Regions from separate parts of the Homo sapiens genome. Here region 1 is linked to region 2. A link is a contact called in ENCODE Hi-C or POLR2A ChIA-PET data. All regions are on one chromosome and are shown on one strand. The core of a region is the stretch at or near the end of the contact, and the rest is flanking DNA. Distances in the headings are between cores, read along the strand shown.

What was found. Hi-C counts contacts between places; a loop is a spot of excess contacts on that map. ChIA-PET counts read pairs that join two places held with the same protein, here RNA polymerase II (POLR2A). Pooled maps may share reads with other maps.
Region 1: a map with no recorded cell type shows a loop between it and region 2 (5-fold over the local background). The contact joins the promoter of MTA1-DT here to the enhancer-like site in region 2. A Hi-C loop is called at or near these places in 1 of 168 maps with a recorded cell type or tissue (gastrocnemius medialis), 1 of 37 single-sample maps with no recorded cell type and 4 of 50 pooled maps. POLR2A ChIA-PET finds 5 or more read pairs at or near these places in 1 of 52 experiments (PC-9).

Annotation. Positions count from the first base shown.
Region 1 is chr14:105,417,754-105,422,712 of GRCh38, reverse strand. MTA1-DT (MTA1 divergent transcript) reads left to right here and starts at 2,974. Exons shown (of 2, transcript NR_125385.1): 1 at 2,974-3,691; 2 at 4,404-4,959. MTA1 (metastasis associated 1) reads right to left here and starts at 2,886. Exons shown (of 21, transcript NM_004689.4): 1 at 2,650-2,886. The coding sequence starts at 2,677. RefSeq lists enhancers at 4-673, 674-1,341, 4,020-4,689 and silencers at 2,793-3,052, 3,143-3,192, 3,223-3,322.
Region 2 is chr14:104,824,746-104,830,146 of GRCh38, reverse strand. No RefSeq gene overlaps it. Among named protein-coding and RNA genes, the nearest start is that of VESTAR, 6.2 kb to the right of the region's middle. RefSeq lists enhancers at 1,710-2,495, 2,496-3,281 and a silencer at 3,431-3,600. Within about 2 kb of position 2,391, at least 14 of the 41 ENCODE cell types and tissues checked have a DNase peak (open chromatin) inside an H3K27ac peak, as active enhancers do.

The DNA.
Region 1 (4,959 bases), core at 1,725-4,224, 590 kb before region 2:
GCCTGCCAGCTAAAATACGGGTTGCCCAGATAACTGTGAATGTCAGATAAGAATCTTCTGGGACAAGTATGTCCCATGCCATATTTGGGACATACTTACACTAATAAATTTCTGTTTATCTGAAACTCAAATTTGCCTGGGCGTCCTGTACTTTTCTTAACTAAATTTGGTGCCTCTACACACAAGGTCCCTGGGGTGGGGGGGCACAGGAGCAAGCCCCTTCCCAGGCTGGGTCCCTGCCGGCATCTCCCACAGGCCAGGACTGGCCACCCAGATGGAGCCCGTGCCAGGCAGCCGGCGACAGACGGACAAAGGCTGCTCAGGAGACACTGCACACCTTCCTCTTTCTTGTCTGGGGGCTCAAGAATCCAGACGCCCACCTCCCCGAGCGAGCACCAAGACAGGAAGCCAACCTGCAATGCCCAGCCCACTGCGACCACAGGGCTCTGCCGGGGTCCTGCCGGAACCCAGGGTTCCGGTCCAGAAGCCAGGGATAAATGCCGCTTCTCCTATAGGGACAGTCAGAGTAGAGAGGGGGAGGCCTACAGTCTCACCTGCAGGGAGAGGAAGTCCTCGGGGCGGGCACGTGGGGGGCCTGACAGCTCCGAGCACACCCGGCCACAGTGACCACGGACTGCACACGCAGAAGCAGTCTGGATCCCACGCGTGGCTGTGCTGCCAGCAGACAGCACCCAACCTCCCATGCTCCTCATCACAGGAAAAGAGACCAGCAGCATCTCTGCCAGGCATGGTGGGGCCCCTCCGCCACAGCCTAGGAGTCCAGGCCACCCACCCTCACAGCACTGGAGTGCGTGGGTCAGTGAGGCCCTGGGACGGGCCTGCGGGCACAGGGGGACAGAGGGTTCGGGGAGGGCGGCGCAGCCCCACGAAGGGCTCCTCCCAAGCCTGTGTGGGGCCCAGGGGAGCTGCACCTCCGGGATGGGACAAGGCAGGGTCCTGGCTTTCATCAGCCACAGCACAGCTGCCACAGGGCACAAAAGGACGGCTGAGAGACGAGGTCCTCACCCACACCATGGGGAAACCGAGGCATGGGAAGGTTGGAGGGGGGGCAGCCAGGCTGGCGCCAAGATCACAGGCAGGCAGGCCTGAAGGCCGAGCAATGCAGCCACTAGGAAGGCATGAGTTGGGGTCGGGGTGTCCCCAGCCCTAGAGCCCAAAGCTGCCACCACTCCCCACCCCCAACATGGGTGGGGGCAGGGAGAGCTCTTCTTGGGACCAATCCCAAAACCATGCGCAGTGGGCCCGGCTGGAGCCCAGGCAGCAGGCATCCTCTCTGCCAGGGTGAGAAACTGGGCCCTCATGTCAGGCTGGAAGGGGGGTCTCCAGGTGGGGAGAAAGAACAGGAAGGAACAGGCCCCTCCCTCGAGGGACCCCGCACCCAGGCTGCTCCCTGAGCGTGGGGTGGGCTCAGCGCACCTGGGTCCACACAGGGACCTGGCAAAGCTGTATGAGGCTGTGGGAGGGGCTGCCGCTGGATGGGGTACAGGCCCACCGCCCCTCTGAGAGGACAGGGGAGGCCCAGAGCTGCTGATGCGGACTGACCGCCCATCTCACAGACGGGATGTAGGGGGCTCCCACCGTCCCCAAGGTCACAGGACTGGCCGGCCAGACCACACGGCGTCCAAGGCAGCAGAAGCCACGCTCGAGAGACACAGAGTGTTCTGGGCACTCGGGGTCAGGGGCATGGGGATCAAGCCAGAGCGGGAGTGACCCCAGCTCCCTCCAGCAGCGCAGGCTGCAGGTGGGAAAGGTAATGAGCACCTGCCCGAGAGGGTCACAGGCAGGGAGGGGTCTCAGAGTCCTGGGGAGGGAGGCGCTGATGGAATGATGGAATGCACACGACCCCCCACCTTCCTGTGAAAGACCCCACGGAGTCCCAGGCACACGAAGGAGGGCAAGGCTCAAAGCTGCAGGCCCGGGGGGCCCGAGCAACAGGAGGCTGGGCCCACGGAGGAAGCCCCTGCCCAGGAGGCCCTCCGGCCTCTCCCCAACCCTTGCAAAGCGCCTCCCGAATGGGCTGAGGTGAGCGAGAGGCAGGGAAAAGTTTGGGGGGACTTAGAGGCGTGCTCGGGATGCTCGCTCCCTGCTGAAGACCCCCTGAGGGATCCCTGCTGGGGGAAGCCCCGGGGCCAGGCTGCAGGAGGGCTCTAGGGAGGAACGTGGCCCCTCACCGGGGCTCCCCATCCCCAGAGGGGATGCACCGGAGTCCCAGCACAGGGCCGCGGGCCGGGGGAGACCCCACAGCCCCAAAACTCCTGCTCCCAGACCGGCAGCCGGCGCCTCCCAAGGCCACGTGCTCCCGCTGGGGGCTCCCGGCCCCGGACCCCCGGATGTCCCGCAGGCCCCGCGCCCCCCCGCCACCCCCGCGGCCGCCCCCTCGGCCCCAACAGGTGGGCCGCCCCCCACCCCCGGGCCGCCGAGCCCCGCCCGCCCCCGATGGGGCCGACCCGCGGGGCCATTTTGGGTTGGGGTGAGCACGGCGGGGGGCGGTTCGGGAAGGAGCCGGGGGCCGCGAGGGCGGGCGGGGGGCGCGGGGCCTGCGGGGCAGAGGGGCGGGGGAGGCGGCAGCGGCGGCGGGTGGGGGCTGCGGGCGGGTCGGGGCCGGGCATAAAGGCGGTGCGGCCTTACCTCCGACCCTGTACATGTTGGCGGCCATGTCCGGGCCGGCGGCGGCGGAGGGGCCCGGGGCGGGCGCGGCGCTCGGCGCGGGCGGCCGGGAAAATGGAGGCGCGATGGCGGGGGCGGGGGGCGCCGCAGGCGTTTAAAGGGGCCGCGCTGCTGCCGCCGCCGCCGCCGCCGCCGCCGCCGAGGCCGCCGAGGCCGCGCAGGGACGGGAGGGCCGCGGCGCGGGCGGGAGAGGAAGAGGAGGAGCGGCCGCGGGCGGCGGGGAGGGGCCTCGGGCGCCGCCGCCCACCGCACGGGCCGTTACCGACCCCGCGCCGCCCGCGGCCCGCGCGCCCCTTCCCGGACAGTTCCTCTCGGCGCCCCCGAGTCCTCCCCGCGCGCCGCTTCCCGGGTGGGCCCTTCCACCAGAACCCCCTGGTAGATCCTCCCCTGGTGCCCTGGGGGTAGAGGGGAGATCCTCCACAAGGGCCATTTCCCTGGTGATCCCTCCCTGTGCCCCACAGGTGAGTCCTGCCGTAGCTCTCCAGGGGTTCCTCCTGATGCTGGGGTCCTCCGGCATTCCTCCCTGAGCCCCCCAAGGGCCCTGAAGCTCAGCGGCCCAGCCCTGGCCTCGGGGTCCCCACCCCACACCTCCCTTCCAGGCCTAACCTTTGCCCCCGACACCAGGCAGGGCGTGTCCTTGGCCTTCGCCGCCCAGCCCGCGTGGCATCTCTGGACAGGTGGTCGTGCGCGCCTTGGTGTGGGCAGGCTCCGTAGCCGGCAAAGCCTCCCTGAACCGTGACCTGGTGAGAAGGCCGCAGAGGAGGTGCCTGTGCCCAGAGGCCACCTCCAAAGACCCCACCTGAGGCTGGAACCCAGCGCCTGCTGACCCCGCCAGCCCCAACAGGGCTGGAGTCCAGGAGCGGCCGTGCTCTTTCCGCAGTGAGGCAGCTGCCTTCTCTTCCCACCACCTGTCAGGATGCCTTCCCGTGTGTGCTTGTGCACAGGTCTAAGGAGAGGAGAGTCCAGTGAGTGACCCAGACGCCCCAGCCAGGAAGAGCATGAGGTGCGAAGGGGGCTTCCCAGATGGAGAGAAACAGATGGTCCCAGAGTGGCTTGGAGACAGGTGCAACATCAGTGTTGGGGGAGGTGAGCAAAAGGAGCTGTCTCGGGGTTCCAGGCTGCTGATGTGAGCAGCACCGTGGGTCTCTGTCCTGCCTGCTCAGATGCTGGAGGGAGCTGACATCTACTTGGGACATCCCTCTCTGTAGGACATGGAGCGGAGCGTTCAGGGCTATCAGGAGGGAGCCCCGTGGCCACGGTGCAAGATCTAGGCAGGCGGGACAGACATGGTCAGGATGCTGGGGACACAGCATGGGGAATCCAGCACACAGGACACCATCCAGGTGGGTAGGAAACAGCATGTGCTGGGAGGAAAGCCAGGTGGGGGTCCCAAGGAGAGCGGTGGCCACAATGTCATGGCTGCAGAGCAGACCAGTAAGGAAAGCCCCACCAGGGTTAGCACAGGGCCAGGAACCCGAGCTGCAGGGCGGTGCTGTCTCTGGGGAGAGAGGGCTATGGGTCCCAGGACACATCCTGCGGGCTGGGCTGCAGGGAACAGGAGCTGGCTTGCTGGTGATTGGGAGGGAAGAGCAGCCAGCCAGCGGCCAGGTGCAGGAGAGGGGCAATGACAGACAGGCAGCGTCTCTCCAGAAGGAAGGTGGGGCTGCTGGCCTCCCCTGTCCTACAGCCCCAGCCTACCTCTGTCTCCTCAGCAGGAAAGCAAAGCTGCAGCCTGAGATCTCCTTCCACCAACTCCTGGCATGGCCAGAAAGTTAGCCAGAAACACCAGAAAGTGCCAGGCAGCTAGGAAGCATGGGGAGAGCCCCCTGAAGCTGCGTGTGTAGTGCCTGCTTCCGCTGCCATCCCAGAAATGGACGAGCTTCACCCTGAGAACCCAGCCACACCACTGGGACACATCCTGACAGTGACATGCACACTCTTCCCTGGCCCCAGCCTGGAGAGGAGCCTCCTGAAGACACCAGCCTTTGCTCCTTCTCCCAGTGGGAGTGGAGAGAACTGACTGCTGGAGTGGAGACAGTCAAGGCTGTCCTTCTGAGGGAGCACAGCACAGGGTCTGGTGTCCCAGGGAGGCAATCTGAAATTCAAGCCAGGCCTCCCCAGCGGAGAGGACACACCCCTCACCATGCAGAGTGACGTTTAGTAAACTCTCAAAAGAGAGCACAGAGCCCCACTCCTCCAGCCGACCCATACTCTGCCTCCCCACTCCAGACCAGTGAACAAGGTGGATTGCCCTTAAGCCAGCTCAGAGGC
Region 2 (5,401 bases), core at 1,142-3,641:
GGGTTTCACCGTAGCAGCCAGGATGGTCTCTATCTCCTGACCTCGTGATCTGCCCATCTCGGCCTCCCAAAGTGCTGGGATTACAGGCGTGAGCCACTGTGCCCAGCCAACACTGAACACTATTAAACGTCATTTAAAGAAATTAAAAGGCTGGGTGCGGTTGCTCACACCTGTAATCCCAGCACTTTGGGAGGATGAGGCAGGCAGACACAAGGTCATGAGACTGAGACCAGCCTGGCCAATATGGTGAAACCCCATCTCTACTAAAAATACAAAAATTAGCTGGGTGTGGTGGCGCACGCCTGTAATCCTAGCTACTCAGGAGGCTGAGGCAGGAGAATTGCTTGAACCTGGAAGGCAGAGGTTGCGGTGAACTGAGACTGCGCCACTGCACTCCAGCCTGGGCGACAGAGCAAGACTCAAAAAAAAAAAAAGATGAATTTTATGGTATGTGAATTATATCTCAATCTTAAAAGTTTTTAAAAAGAGAATGAAAGAAGAGGAATTAGAGGCATGGCATGTAGACAGCATTCTGTGGGCGTCTTGCAGTAAAGATCTATGCCTTTCTTTTCTTTTCTTTTCTTTTTTTTTAATTGAGACAAGGTCTTGCTGTGTCACCCAGGCTAGAGTGCAGTGATATCATCATGGCCCGGACTCCCAGGCCCAACCCAAGGGATCCTCCCACTGTAGCCTCCCCAGTGGCTGGGACTACAGGCCCATGCCACCATGCCTGGCTGATTTTCCCTTAATTTTTTTGTTGTTGTTTTTAAAGAAATGAGGTGTCACTATGTTGCCCAGGCTGGTCTCCATCTCAAATAAATAAATAAAATACCACAGACTGAGTAATTTATAAATACTAAAAATGTATTCCTCACAGTTTTAGGGGCGGGGAAGTCCTAGGTCAAGGCCAGCAGATGTGGTGTCTGGGAGGGATTACACCCTCTTGCTGTGCCCTCACATAGAGGAAGGGGCCAAAAGGCCTAAAGAAAAGAACCCGCTGCCTCAAGCCCTTGTGTAAGAGCACTAATCCCGTCCGCCCTGCCCTGGTCACCTCCCAAAGGCCCTACCTCTTAATACCATCACTTTGCAACTTAAGTTCCAATATATGAATTTTGGATGGACACAAACATTCAAACCATAGCACACACAAAATAAGCTTAAATATTTTATTTTTTGAGACAGGGTCTTGTTTTGTCACCCAGGCTGGAGTGCAGTGGCCCCATCTCAGCTCACTGCAACCTCTGCCTCCTGGGCTCAAGCAATCCACTCACCATGGCCTCCCAAAGTGCTGGGACTACAGGCGTGAGCCACTGCACCTGGTCTTTTAAAATTTTTTTTTTTTTTTTGAGATGGAGTCTCCCTCTGTCGCCCAGGCTGGAGTGCAGTGGCGCGATCTCAGCTCACTGCAAGCTCTGCCTCCCAGGGTCATGCCATTCTCCTGCCTCAGCCTCCCGAGTAGCTGGGACCACAGGCACCCGCTACCACGCCTGGCTAATTTTTTGAATTTTTAGTAGAGACGGGGTTTCACGTGTTAGCCAGGATGGTCACAATCTCCTGACCTCGTGATCCGCCTGCCTTGGCCTCCCAAAGTGCTGGGATTACAGGCGTGAGGCTGAGGCAGGAGAAAGGTGTGAACCCGGGAGACGGAGCCTGCAGTGAGCCAAGATCGTGTCACTGCACTCCAGCCTGGGCGACACAGCGAGACTCTGTCTCAAAAAAAAAAAAAAAAAGAGTGACCACTGGTCGTCCTCACTGCTACACTCCCACCAGCACCATGAGAGTTTACAAATGCCATGGCAACATCAGGAAGTTACCCCTTATGGTCTAAAAAGGAGAGTCATGAATAATACACCCTTTGTTTATCATATAATAAAAATAAAACCATAAAAATGGTCACCCAGCAGCCCTCTGGCCCGCTCTATGGAGTGGCCATTCTTTTATTCCTCTAATTTCTTAATAAATTTGCTTTCGCTTTACTTTGTGGACTCGCCCTGAATTCTTTCTTGCGTGAGATCTAAGAACCCTCTCTTGGGATCTGGATCAGGACCCCTTTCTGGTAACCCCATGAACCACAGACTCACTCTCAGCCCTGGATCCCCATGCCTCTGCCACTGAGGCCTGAGGGACCACCTCTCCCGCCCCTGCCCTGAGCACTCTGGTGTCTCCGGCCAGCCCTTTCTCTCCAAGCCAGGCTCCTCCCACCCTCCCTGCCTTCTCCAGCCGTGTACCAGACACGAACCTGTGGAAGGAGAGCCCGCAGCTCCTGGGGCACCTGCATTCAGCCCAGCCCCTCCTCCCTGCCCCGTCCCTGGCCTCCCCCAGCCCCTGGCGGCTTCTTCTCTGCGGCCTCCTCCTAGTGGCTGGCTGAGCAAAGGACAGGAGGTACTTAGCCTTATCATCTGCCCTGCCCCTCCAGGACTGCAGGCGCCAAGCCCCCTGCACGCCCCTACTTCCCCGATGGGACCTCCCTGCTCCCAGCCAGTCAGCCTCCCAGGGAAGCTTAAGGCTGCTGCCTGGCTCCAGGGCGACGGCTGTTGGTGCTGGGGCCCAAGACGCAGGAGAGATTCAGACAGCACTTGGGGCCACACAAGACAGTGCCTGGGACGTGTGAAGCACCGCCCTCCCCTGGACGTGAGTCCACCCCAGGGCTTCAACGCCAGCCTGTGCCCACCTCACGCAGGCCTTTCTCCGCGGCTCAGGTGCTTCCTCCCCCCCACCGAAGCGCTGGTGCTAAGGTCACCGCCCTGCCCCACCGTCACTGTTCACTGATACCAGTCCTGGGCGCCCTCCTCGCAGCCCCTGCCCCACTCCACACCGGATCGACCACCAAGGCCTCTGCCTCCTACGCATCCCCAACGCCTTTTCCTTCCTTCCCGCGGACCTGCGGGGCGGGGGCGGGCCTGGCGTTTTTGAGCTGGACCCGAGCAGCCTCCCGGTGACTCCCCTGCTGTTGCCACCTCCTCATTCTCCACTCAAGAGACAAAGCGACCTCCCCGAATGCAAACCCGACCAGCCGCACTCCTTAAAATCCTTCGACGCTTCCCATTTCTCCCAGGGAAAAACTCCCCCACTCCTCCCCACCTGTGTCCGCGGCCCCTGCAGGACTGAGAGTCCGAGGTCTCCGCGCCGTCACCTCCCCCGACGCCCTTCCAGCTTCCCTGGGAGCCCGGGGCCATCCTCCGAGCCCACCCGCCCCCTCACCCCCGCAGACCCCCCTGCAGACCCTAGCAGTCCCCTGCGGCCCGTCTCGCCTTGCGGACGAAGCCGGGGCGCCCGAGGTCTCCGCCCTCTGAGCTTGCGTCCCCATCCCCAGGGGCCCCCAGCACAGTTCCTGGGGCAGGGCTGGAGCTCATCAGCCCCGGGACGGAAGGTTAGATTCCCAGGATCCACCGTGTCCAAGGGTTGCATTCCCACTCGAGCCCCGCCCCTCCGGCAGCCCCGCCCCCTCCGGCAGCCCCGCCCCCTCCGGCAGCCCCGCCCCTCCGGCAGCCCCGCCCCTCCGGCAACCCCGAAAAGCAGAGCGCGGCGGGAGCCATTGCGAAGTTTGCCGCCAGGGGGCGCGCGGGGAGCGGGGCGCAGGGCTGGCGGGGAGTGCGGAGCCGGGCGCGGGGAGAGGGCGGGACGGGTGCTCCTCCCGGATGCCCAGGGCGCCCAGCGCCGCGGGAAAGGCGCCTCCCCAGCAGGACGCCAGGCTCTGGGGCTAGCGCTCCTCGCCGCAGAGAGCTTGGGGCTGGCCACGGGTGGCCTGAGGATGACTTGGGACCGCCCCCCGCTCCAACGCCAGCTGTCGCAGTCTGCTCCGCTTCCCAGAAGGACCAGACCTTTCGCTTAGGGATTTCATTTTGGGAACTCCCTTTAAAGCGCTTCATTCATGCCGCAGTGCCTTGAGGGCGAGGATTGGCCACACCCTCCTAGGGACAGTGCTCACCCCGGCCTGAGCTTAAGAACAGGAGTTCCCCAGCCTCGTCAGACGCCCCACCTAGCCCTCCCAGCCCACCCCCCGCATATCCCCCTGCTCTGTGGTCTTGCACTGCCGCAGCGCTCCCACCACCGCCTTGCCCGTGTGCCCTCCAACCAGCGCCAGGGGTTGCGGTCAGAGCTCAAGCCCGATCTGGTCTCTCCGGGGATCAAACCTTCCTGCAGCTCCCATCGCACTCGGAGTGAACATCCAAGACCCCAGGAGAGCTCCATAAGGCCTCCACACCTTCCTCTCCCTCTGGCTCCCCTCCCTGCCGGTGCTCCGGGATCTCCTGCCACTTCGCTACGCCCCAGCACGCCCCAAGCCCCACATCAGGCTTCTGCTCCTGCCAGTCCCTCCGCCCCAGCCATTTCCTGCCTCTGCTCAAATATTCCCAGTCAGCGAGGCCATCTCCGCCAATCCTCAGACTGCCGGTATCTGTCATTCCGATTCTTTTCTTTCCTTAAGAGACGGAGTCTGACTCTGTCGCCCAGGCTGGAGTGCAGTGGCACCATCTCGGCTCACTGCAAGCTCCGCCTCCCGGGTCCCGCCATTCTCCTGCCTCAGCCTCCTGAGTAGCTGGGACTACAAGCACCCACCACCACGCCTGGCTAATTTTTTTGTATTTTTAGTAGAGATGGGGTTTCACCGTGATAGCCAGGACGGTCTCTATCTCCTGACCTCGTAATCTGCCCGCCTTGGCCTCCCAAAGTGCTGGGATTACAGGCGTGAGCCACCGTGCCCGGCCCGATTCTTTACTTTTCTATTGGCTTTTAAGCTGGGGAACCTGCCACCTGCCTTCATGAATCCCACCCAGAAGAGTCTTGGGGACTTCTAGAATCATCTGGAGTCCACAAATAACCATCTCCATCAGACACCAGAAATCCTGCAGAGTGCACCTCCACCCAGTTCCTTGTCTGTGCCTCTGCATCTCTGTCCTCACAGTGGCCCCTATCCCTAAAACCAGCCCAGGTCAAAGCCTCTCCAGTCTTGACTTCTCATCCACAGGACAGGCCCACAGACCCCTGTGATCAAGATTTCCAAACCTCCCAGAGTTTGCTCAGGTAGCAACCCTGGGGGATCCTCCATCCATCCAATTATCTTCCTAGCCAACCATCTTTAAACATCCATCTTTCCACCACCTATGCATCTGTCCTTAACCCCATCATACCATCTATTCAACCATCTGTCCAACCATCCATCCATCCACCCAACCAACCATCCATCAATCCATCCAACCATTCAACTGTCCATCCAACCTATCATCTACCAACCATCTATCCATCCATCAGTCCACCATCAATCCATCCATCCAATCATCCCTATCCATCCAACCATTCACCTATCCTACCATCCATCCATCAATTCATCCAACCATTCACCATCCAACCATACATCCACCCACCCAACCATGCAACCATCCACCAGCCTACGATCCATCCA